Regions from separate parts of the Homo sapiens genome. Here region 1 is linked to region 2. Evidence: chromatin contacts called from ENCODE Hi-C or POLR2A ChIA-PET data. All regions are on one chromosome and are shown on one strand. The core of a region is the stretch at or near the end of the contact, and the rest is flanking DNA. Distances in the headings are between cores, read along the strand shown.

The links. Hi-C counts contacts between places; a loop is a spot of excess contacts on that map. ChIA-PET counts read pairs that join two places held with the same protein, here RNA polymerase II (POLR2A). Pooled maps may share reads with other maps.
Region 1: a loop to region 2 is called in a map of dorsolateral prefrontal cortex, with 3 times the contacts of the local background. The contact joins two enhancer-like sites. A Hi-C loop is called at or near these places in 6 of 168 maps with a recorded cell type or tissue (CD4-positive, alpha-beta T cell, CD8-positive, alpha-beta T cell, Caco-2 and 3 more) and 10 of 50 pooled maps. POLR2A ChIA-PET finds 5 or more read pairs at or near these places in 44 of 52 experiments (A549, AG04449, AG04450 and 34 more).

The regions. Positions count from the first base shown.
Region 1 is chr17:43,399,578-43,405,777 of GRCh38, forward strand. ARL4D (ARF like GTPase 4D) reads left to right here. Exons shown (of 2, transcript NM_001661.4): 2 at 84-1,560. The coding sequence starts at 156. The coding sequence ends at 761. Among named protein-coding and RNA genes, the nearest start is that of ARL4D, 3.7 kb to the left of the region's middle. RefSeq lists an enhancer at 1-43. Within about 2 kb of position 2,679, at least 4 of the 41 ENCODE cell types and tissues checked have a DNase peak (open chromatin) inside an H3K27ac peak, as active enhancers do; they include B cell, where a contact is called at or near this core.
Region 2 is chr17:43,359,246-43,362,517 of GRCh38, forward strand. No RefSeq gene overlaps it. Among named protein-coding and RNA genes, the nearest start is that of LINC00910, 28 kb to the right of the region's middle. RefSeq lists enhancers at 798-1,493, 1,539-1,718 and silencers at 1,969-2,028, 2,479-2,578. Within about 2 kb of position 1,251, at least 38 of the 41 ENCODE cell types and tissues checked have a DNase peak (open chromatin) inside an H3K27ac peak, as active enhancers do; they include B cell, where a contact is called at or near this core.

The DNA.
Region 1 (6,200 bases), core at 1,429-3,928, 42 kb after region 2:
TTTAGGAAGGGATCAAGAAGTTGCAAATCTTGTGTGTATTATTAAACGTCTCCTTTTTCTCCCATGACCTTTTCTTGGTTCAGATAACCCAGCTGTGCTCCCTGGAACCTTCAATTTCAAGGCCTCCCTGCCTCTACTAGGCGCCTTAGCTCACTATGGGGAACCACTTGACTGAGATGGCGCCCACTGCCTCCTCCTTCTTGCCCCACTTCCAAGCCCTGCATGTCGTGGTCATTGGGCTGGACTCTGCTGGAAAGACCTCCCTCCTTTACCGCCTCAAGTTCAAGGAGTTTGTCCAGAGTGTCCCCACCAAAGGCTTCAACACCGAGAAGATCCGGGTGCCCCTCGGGGGATCGCGTGGCATCACCTTCCAAGTGTGGGACGTCGGGGGGCAGGAGAAGCTGCGACCACTGTGGCGCTCTTATACCCGCCGGACAGACGGTCTAGTGTTTGTGGTGGACGCTGCGGAGGCTGAGCGGCTGGAGGAAGCCAAGGTGGAGTTGCACCGAATCAGCCGGGCCTCGGACAACCAGGGCGTGCCAGTGCTGGTGCTGGCCAACAAGCAGGACCAGCCCGGGGCACTGAGCGCTGCTGAGGTGGAGAAGAGGCTGGCAGTCCGAGAGCTAGCAGCCGCCACTCTCACTCATGTGCAAGGCTGCAGCGCTGTGGACGGTCTGGGCCTGCAGCAGGGCCTTGAGCGCCTCTATGAGATGATCCTCAAGAGGAAGAAGGCAGCTCGGGGTGGCAAGAAGAGACGGTGACCCAAGCCCCCCCTCCCTTTCCTCCCACCTAGTAGGGGTCTGCACACTTGGACAGCAGGGTGGGACCAGCCTGTGACCTCTCAGTCAGACTGGGGTGCAGGACCTGTCCACCTCAATGAAGGAGAGAGGAGCATGGGGTGTCCCGTTTTGGTGCCACACTGGGGTGGGGATGGGAGATGGGATGTCTTTGCATATCTCTCTCATCCTCTCTGGAGAAGTGGGCGCTGCAGGACTGTGGAGACGTAAATGTAAACTGTGACTCTACCTCGACCCTGTTTCTTATTTTTCTTCTCTGGCTAAAAATTTTTAATTGGATGTGTTTGGGGGCGGGGGGATGGAAGTGACTTGGAGAATGTGTTTGGGATGAAATAACTATCTCCCCTTCCTCTGTCCCCCAACTGGGGAGTCTCCCCAGGCTGCTTTTCTAGGAATACCAGTCACATAGTTTTTATTTTTGTGTCTGTGAAAGTGCCAAGAACCCCTCCCCACATTTGTAGATCCATGACCCTTTTTATAAGCTGTGTGTGTCCTCTGTATTATTGTTATTAACTATTTTTTAGCATTTGCCTGTAAGTTATTAAAGACTGATAACTGTAGCTCTTACCTTGGTCTGGGGCATTTTCCTCTCCTTATCTTGCCCCAGAGACAATTCAAGATTTCTATATGGGGTTGTGGCGCAGGGGGAGGGAGATTTATCTTGAAGCTGAATTTGCAAAGCAAGCACTTATAAAAATTAGATTGTGTGTTACGGGATGGCTTGTGAAAATTATAGGGGGGAGTGGAAAACCCCTCAAGCTATTGCCTGATCTCTGTAGTTTTTTGGGTGGGGTCACTTCCTTTTTCTCTGATTTAACACCCCTCCCCTCATCCTCTGGGTCTTACTTGTCCCTTATATCAACTGCTCCTTGCAGATTTAACTTCAAATTTTGCTAGTCTGAGCTACTCCTAGGTTCTTGACCTTGGTGACACCTAAGTCTATATAGGTAAGTCCTCAAAGAGCCATTCTGTTCCCATCCTCCCCACTTCCCCAGTCTTAGGTTGGTTTGATTTTTTTCCTCCTTGTAAGATGTGGTGAGAGTGGAAAGTAATTCCTCCCTGGCCTTAAGTCACCTCTGTGTACTCAATCCTGCTGACTGGCTCACTGGCATGATGGCAGCGGCTGGTGCTAGGGAGGCCTGGGCTGGATTGAGCCAGCCTGGCCCTGGTGACTAAGCCATGAGTTTTCCAGCTCTGGGAATGGTAGCTCTTCTCACGAGAGGGGCAGAAGTAGTAGCTGTTTGTGCTTGGTGGCAGAGAGGACTGCTGGACATACACCCTCCAGACTCCAAGATAGAAGGGGGAAGACATAAGCCCCCAGTATTTGTGGTGATTGTAAGAATAAAATGCTAATATTACAAGGGCTTGAGTGCCCCTACTCACCAGCACCAGGGCCAGCTATGTCTGATAACAGAACCCTTAGATCCTCTTAATCTTCTGGGTGGGAGCAGTGAGTAAGAACTAAGCACAAGGCCGGGCACAGTGGCTCACGCCTGTAATCCCAGCACTTTGGGAGGCTGAGGCAGGAGGATGGCTTGGGCCCAGGAGTTCAAGACCAGCCTGGGCAACATAGGGAGACCATGTCTCTAAAAAAGAAAAAAAACAAGCACAATTCTTTCCAGTTGTCGAGCCCTCCAGCCACCCCCTGCCACCTTTTGTGCAAACACACAATCCCCAGAGCAGGTTCAGCGTTCACACCCTGCTTCTCCCCAATTCTGTCTCCTCTTCTCCGGAATCAGATGAAAGGACCTGGGGAGAAAGAGAAGGTGCCGGCAACCCCCACTTCTGGGGAAGGTTTCCTAAAGAACTTGCTTCTTCCTACCCAGCGCTGCCAGAAGCTCAGATTTGGTCCCCTCCCCATCCCTGTAGCTGGCAGGATTGGGGTGAGTGTGCATTGATCCGGAAGGGTGCCCAAGTGTGCGTCAGTGCTAGGGCCTGCTTGACAGAACTGCTGGGCTGGTTCTGCTGGGAACATGTGCTACCTGCCCCTCCCCCAGACACACCTGCGACTCCTCTCCCAGTCTTTTTGGGGCACAGTCCTATAGCCCAAGGACAGGTTGAGGCCCCAGTCCAGGCTGGAAAGGAACTGGCCAGAACTGACCCTCTGTCCTGCCAGGAGATCTTTCCTCCCCACCCCACCCAAATTCTGCTCTTTTGTCTTAAAATCTTCAATTATACATTTTCATTTCTTGTCACTTGGTGTACTTAGGTCTCCAGATTTGGGGGAAGAGGTGCAGAGGTGTTCCCCAATCCCTAGCAGAGGGGCCTCCAAGATGTCAGCTCCTGATTCTGGCTCTTCCAACCACACTCCTTCCCTACCTGCTTAAAACAGGTATCTTCTGCTTCCCCATGCCCAGCCCTGGGGGCGGTCAGGGATCATGGTCCACAGGAGGCCTTTGAATGTCCCAGGCTCTTCCCCAGTCCCTCTGGCCTGACTGTCCAGCTGGTGGCACTAAAGGAAGATGGGGGCTTGTGTCAGAGAGAGACGGAGAAGCCAACTGCTCTGCCAGAGTAGTGGGGAGAGGGGAACACTGGGGAATTCTGAGTAGAAAGCCACAAATTGTGGCCGGGTCAGAGTCAGGAGCTTTGGAATAATCCTCCTGCCTTGGCTCATCAAAGGGACTGGAGAGCTGGAAGGGAAGGGATCACTTCCTATCTGCAGGATGAGAGAGGGAGAGAGAACCTCTCACTCTCCAGTCCTGCCCAGAGATTCTGCATTTTGAACTCAGGGCAAGGGCAAGGAATGAGGGTGTGATCAGGATGGAGAGTGAGGTTATATTTGCCCTGTACTGGCTTCTCTATTAAGTAGGATTTCTTCGAGACCCTGGCATGGGTGCTGAGGAGCTCTTCCTTGGGGGCCAAGAGTGGTGTGGCTGAGGCTAGTTGCCTGTAAAGTTGAGGGAAACCTGCTGTAGACCCAGAGTTCCAGAGTAGAGGCCGTTTTTTTTTTTTTTTTTTCCTCCTCTGTTACCCAGGCTGGAGTGCAGCGGTGCGATCTTGGCTTGCTGCAACCTCCACCTCCCCGGTTCAAGTAATTCCCATGTCTCAGCCTCCCAAGTAGCTGGGATTACAGTCACGCACCACCATGCCTGGGTAATTTCTGTATCTTTAGTAGAGATGGGGTTTCGCCACGTTGATCAGCCTGGTCCTGAACTCCTGACTTCAAGTGATTTGCCTGCCTCAGCCTCCCAAAGTGCTGGGATTACAGGCGTGAGCCACCATGCCCAACCCCAGAGTTGAGGCTTTCTTCTGAGCTGTCCTTCCCCACCCAGCCACCCCTTCTTGCACAGGTTGGAACATAAAATCCAGATGGAAGCCTTCCTTTCCTGGAGCTCCTCATCATGAGGGCAAAGATGGCAGTGGTCCCCCACTTTCCCATGCCCTTTCCAGTCCTCTCCATGCTGCAAGGGCTCAAGGAAGACAGAGGAAGGAAAGAAGTCCCTAAGGCCCAGAGTGGGCAGTGACTTGCCCGCGGATACACGGCCACTTAGCAGTGCACCCAGCTCCTTCCTCCCAGGCCAGGTCTTTGTACTCCCAGGGCAGAGGATAGGAGGTAGGAGACAGGGAGCGAGCACAGTTATCTCAGAGCTCAGATTCCCCCCTCCCTCCCTCTTCCCTCTCCTTGATTAGATTAAGGACCAGCTTTCCGCTCTCTCACTCCCCTTCCTGGGGAGTGAGAGCTTTATCTCCTAAGCCCAGCAGAGGTCTGGCCTCAAATCTGGCCAGAAGTTCCCATCCTTCCTTTATCCTGACCACGTGTCATTGCAAGTCTTTCTTGAGATGGACACCTCCACCAGGGCCTGGGAAGTGCTGAGTTCTGCCCAAGTGCTAGGAGCACACAGGACAGCATGTTCTCTAACACAAGCCTGTTTTGAATGGGGCCAGTGGGTAGAGAGGAAAGGGAGGGAGTGAGGGTGGCAAGGGAGACCCAGGCCAGCATTCAGCTGGAAAGGGTGGGCAGTGTGGCTGCACTTCATTTCCAAGGCCATCTGTTGGGGAGTTTGTGGGTGGATGCATGAGACCTCCTCCTCTGGATGATCCAGAAGAGGGTATTCGCTGTTCCCTTAAAAAATTTTTTTGAACATGTTAGATATTCCTATTCTTTTTATTTTTTATTTTTGTAGAGATGGGGCCTTGCCCTCTTGCCTGGCCAGGGTGGTCTGGAACCCCTGACCTCAAGCGATCCTCCTGCCTTGGCCTTCCAAAGCACTGGGATTAGCAATACAAGCCACCACACCCAGCCATGTTCCTATTTTTTTTTTTTTTTTTTTTTTTTTTGAGATGGAGTCTCGCTCTGTCGCCCAGGCTGGAGTGCAGTGGCGTGATCTCAGCTCATTGCAAGCTCCGCCTCCCGGGTTCATGCCATTCTCCTGCCTCAGCCTCCTGAGTAGCTGGGACTACAGGTGCCCGCCACCACGCCCGGCTAATTTTTTTGTATTTTTAGTAGAAACGGGGTTTCACCATGTTAGCCAGGATGGTCTCGATCTCCTGACCTTGTGATCCACCCGCCTCGGCCTCCCAAAGTGCTGGGATTACAGACGTGAGCCACCGCGCCCAGCCTTTTTTTTTTTTTTTTTAAATTTTTACTTTGCCCTGAGAGTTTTTTGTTTGTTTGTTTTTGTTTTTGTTTTGAGACGGAGTCTCTCTCTGTCACCCAGGCTGGAGTGCAGTGGTATGATCTTGGCTCACTGCAACCTCCGTCTCCCAGGTTCAAGTGATCCTCCTACCTCAGCCTCTGGAGTAGCTGGGATTACAGGCACATGCCACCATGTCTGGCTAATTTTTTGTACTTTTAGTAGAGACGGGATTTTGCCATGTGACCAGGCTGGTCTCAAACTCCTCACCTCAGGTGATCCACCCGCCTTGGCCTCCCAAAGTACTGGGATTACAGGCATGAGCCACTGCACCCGGCCAGCTCCTTCTTTTTAAAAAAAATTTTCTCTCCCTCATTGGAAAAGTAATAGATCTTATAGATCTCTATGTGGAAGAAATCTAAATTTAGAAAATGAAGAAACCTAATCTCACAACTTGTTTAATGAAACATTAAAAAAAGAAAAAGAAAATGAAGAAACTGGCTGGGCACGGTGGCTCATGCCTGTAATGCTAGCACTTTGGGAGGCTGAGGCGGGTAGATCCCTTGAGCTTAGGAGTTCAAGACCGGCCTGGGCAACATAGCGAAACCCCATCTCTACAAAAAATACAAAAATTATCCAGACATGGTGGCACATGCTTGTAGTTTCAGCTACTTGGGAGGCTGAGGCAGGAGTATATCTTGAACCTGGGAGGTCGAGGCTGCAGTGAGCTAAGATTGCACCACTGCACACTAGCCTGGGGGACAAAGTAAGGTCCTGTCTAAAAAAAAAAAGAAAAAGAAGAAACTTTATAATCTCAACTTTAGAGCTA
Region 2 (3,272 bases), core at 1-2,500:
CAAACAAAACAGCAAGGAGAAAAGTCCCCTGATTTCCATCCTAGTGCTTCTCAATCACACTCAGCACAGCAGCAACAAAACACAACCACATCTATCGAATCTTACTGCTCATAGCTGTTAAATATCAAATCTCAATCAGCAATTTTAGAGCCGGATCCTCCAATGCTTTTGGTTCCCAGTGTTTCACAAGCAAACGGACAGAAATCGGGAGGGACATAGGAGAAGAATCAGTTAAAATCCCTAAGACCAGTTAAATGAAGTCTCCTGAAAATGACACTGAAACGGAGACAGCAACCAAGACAAGGAGGACGAGGCAGACTAATACAAAGAGCATAGCCTGCGGTGTCAAACCTGTTTTTTAGCCGAGAGGGGCTTTACTGGGAGGGGCCTCTAACCCTCCTCGGTCGGGCCTCTAACCCGAGGTCGGTCAAGTGTCCTTGCCTTTTATTAAGAGGGGCCTCTAACCCACTCTCTTTTAGGAAAGACTCTAACTCCATTAAGTTGGGCCTCTAACCCAATCCCATTCTTTACCCGGGCACTCCACCACTTACCCAAAGTCAGTCTACTGACTACTGCAGTGCTGCAGTCTACTTCCTTTGGGTTGGGGGAGTTTCTTCAGTATCGTCCCTTCCATCATTCGCCAGAAATATGTTATAGGACCCCAACACTTCCCCAAAGCACTATAGTCCCATCTGTGGTGGCCAGAAATACGTCACAGGAAAAGGGCCCCGATCCAGACCCAAAGAGAGGGTTCTTGGGTCTCGCGCAAGAAATAACTCAGGGCAAGTCCGCGGTGCAAAATAAAAGCAAGTTTATTAAGAAAGTAAAGTGGTGAAAGAACAGCTACTCCACAGACAGAGAAGGGCGTTCCTGAAACTAAGAGAAGGAACGTATCCACCCTAGGTACAATGCTTGTACACATGGGGAGAGGTGTTCTGTTACAAGGGTTTGTGATAATTAACTTTAATTATTACATTTTGCAAGAATCCCTATTACTACCTTTAAAGCAAAATTAGGAACGCCTTTGTTCTCCAGATATCCAGCTATCTGGACACTCGGGTCTCTTCAGTAAACATTAATTTGTTCCCTTAACCGTAAGTATCTGAAAGCTAGGAATATCCTTCTGAGAATGCAGGCCCGTAAGTCCCGGCCTCATTTTTCTAGCCCTCACTCAAAATGGGGTCGCTTCAGGTTCCAACGTCTCTGACAGTCATACTACATATGACTCAGCCACGTCAATGGAAAAAGTAGACTGGATAGTGACGTACCCGCAGAAAACGAATGCAACAATCTGTCATACAGATCTGACGGCAGTCAGATTCTGCAGTGAAGTAGAGGCGGTAAACTTGAATGCAACGATCTTCATACCGCATCCCACAAAGCCACGTAAATCCAAAAGCAGTCCGACTCTCGATAGTGAAACACATGCGGTAAACTTGAATGGAAAGATGTTTATACTGCCTCGGATAGAGACACGTAAATGAAAAAGCAGTCCCACTTGGGATAGTGAAGTATGGGCGCTCAACTTAAATAGGACCGTCCGCATATCGTATGTGAGTGAAGCAAGTAATAGCAAAGGGCAGTCAGATTACGGAGACCGATGGCGACTGAAGTGAGTGCAGTAACCTTTAACTCAATGATCGTCACGCCGCAACCAAGTGAAACCGAAAGCAACTAAGCGCTCGAAAGCACGCCCGGCCAGCTCAAAAACTACGGCGCTGATGGACCCCAGTGATCCGACGTAAAGGTGCAAACGTAAAGCGCACACGGCCAATTTAAAAGCAGCGGCGCTGATAGGCCCGGACGAACCGACGTGAACGCGTAGAAGTAAGGTACGCGCGATGAGCTTAAATACGCGAGTACTAAGAGACCGTGAAACCCGGATTTAAGCGTGTAAACGCAACACACAACCTAGGAGGTCAGTAACAACGGTCCCAACTGATGCAAATGGCCCAATGCAAACACGTTGACAATCTCCCGTTAGCGACAGTAACAGACGCTAAGCGCCCAATGCGAACAAAACTCCCGCTTCGAAAACTACACCTCGGAATCCTTCCAGCGATCAAGGGCCAGCAACACCACAAGCCTTCCACTGTATCAACACCGTTTTCAAAACGAAAATGTTAACGATCGGCCACTGTACTCCTTCTCCCACACATCCTAACCTCAGGGTGACAGATAGCACCCTGAATAACTCTCTCTCCTACGTTGAGATTGTGTATCTTTATCCAAATCTGAACACCTGCGTAAGTAATATTGTTACTATTTTGGAGGATATTCACTTTCCTTTTTTGCTCCCATAACTCCCGAGAGAAGCAGCCATTTTAAATTTGCATGCCCCGCCGTGCCCTGCCTGCCAACCACTGAACAGAAAAGCGCCTGTAAATCACTGGAATCTTGGGAAAGCTCCTTCGGCTTCATTGCCCTTCAGGAGGAAAAACCCACAACGGAAAAGACACGAAGAGCTCTAGGAGGCTCTTCTTTCCTCCTCCTCCCCCTCCCCTTCCCCTCCCCTCTCCCTCCGCCTCCCTTCCCCTCCGCATCCCCTCCCCCTCCCTTCCCCCTCCCCCTCCCCATCTCGTCCTGACCTAGCTGGCATCCAACATTACTTTAAACTTTTTTTCACACATACGTTGAAAGAATTGTTTGGTGAACACCCGTATGCCCATCACCTAAAGTCATCTTGCTGTACTTGCTTTATTACATGTGTTACAGACGTCTAATTACATTTTTTTTTTCTTTTTTTTGAGAGGGAGTCTCGCTCTGCCGCCCAGGCTGGAGTGCGGTGGCGCGATCTCGGCTCACTGCAAGCTCCGCCTCCCGGGTTCACGCCATTCTCCTGCCTCAGCCTCCCGAGGAGCTGGGACTACAGGCGCCCCCACTACGCCCAGCTAATTTTTTGTATTTTTTAGTAGAGACGGGGTTTCACCGTGTTAGTCAGGATGGTCTCGATCTCCTGACCTCATGATCCCCCGCCTGGGCCTCCCAAAGTGCTGGGATTACAGGCTTGAGCCACCGCGCCCGGCAATTACATATTTTGTATAGCTGCACACATGGAGACAGGTACTCAGGTCTCGTCCCTCTAGCCATTTCTCAACTGTCTGGTCCGGCAAGGGCAAGTTTTCGAGGAGGCCAGGGTGCAGCCCTCAGGGGAGCACATGCTCTGACTGGTTGCAGGGCTGGGCGGAGCCTTGGGAAAGGGGCCCCTGTAAGAGTTAAAGAAAGAGGATATAAACACGAAAAGAGTTTGGCTCTTGTTGCCCAGGCTGGAG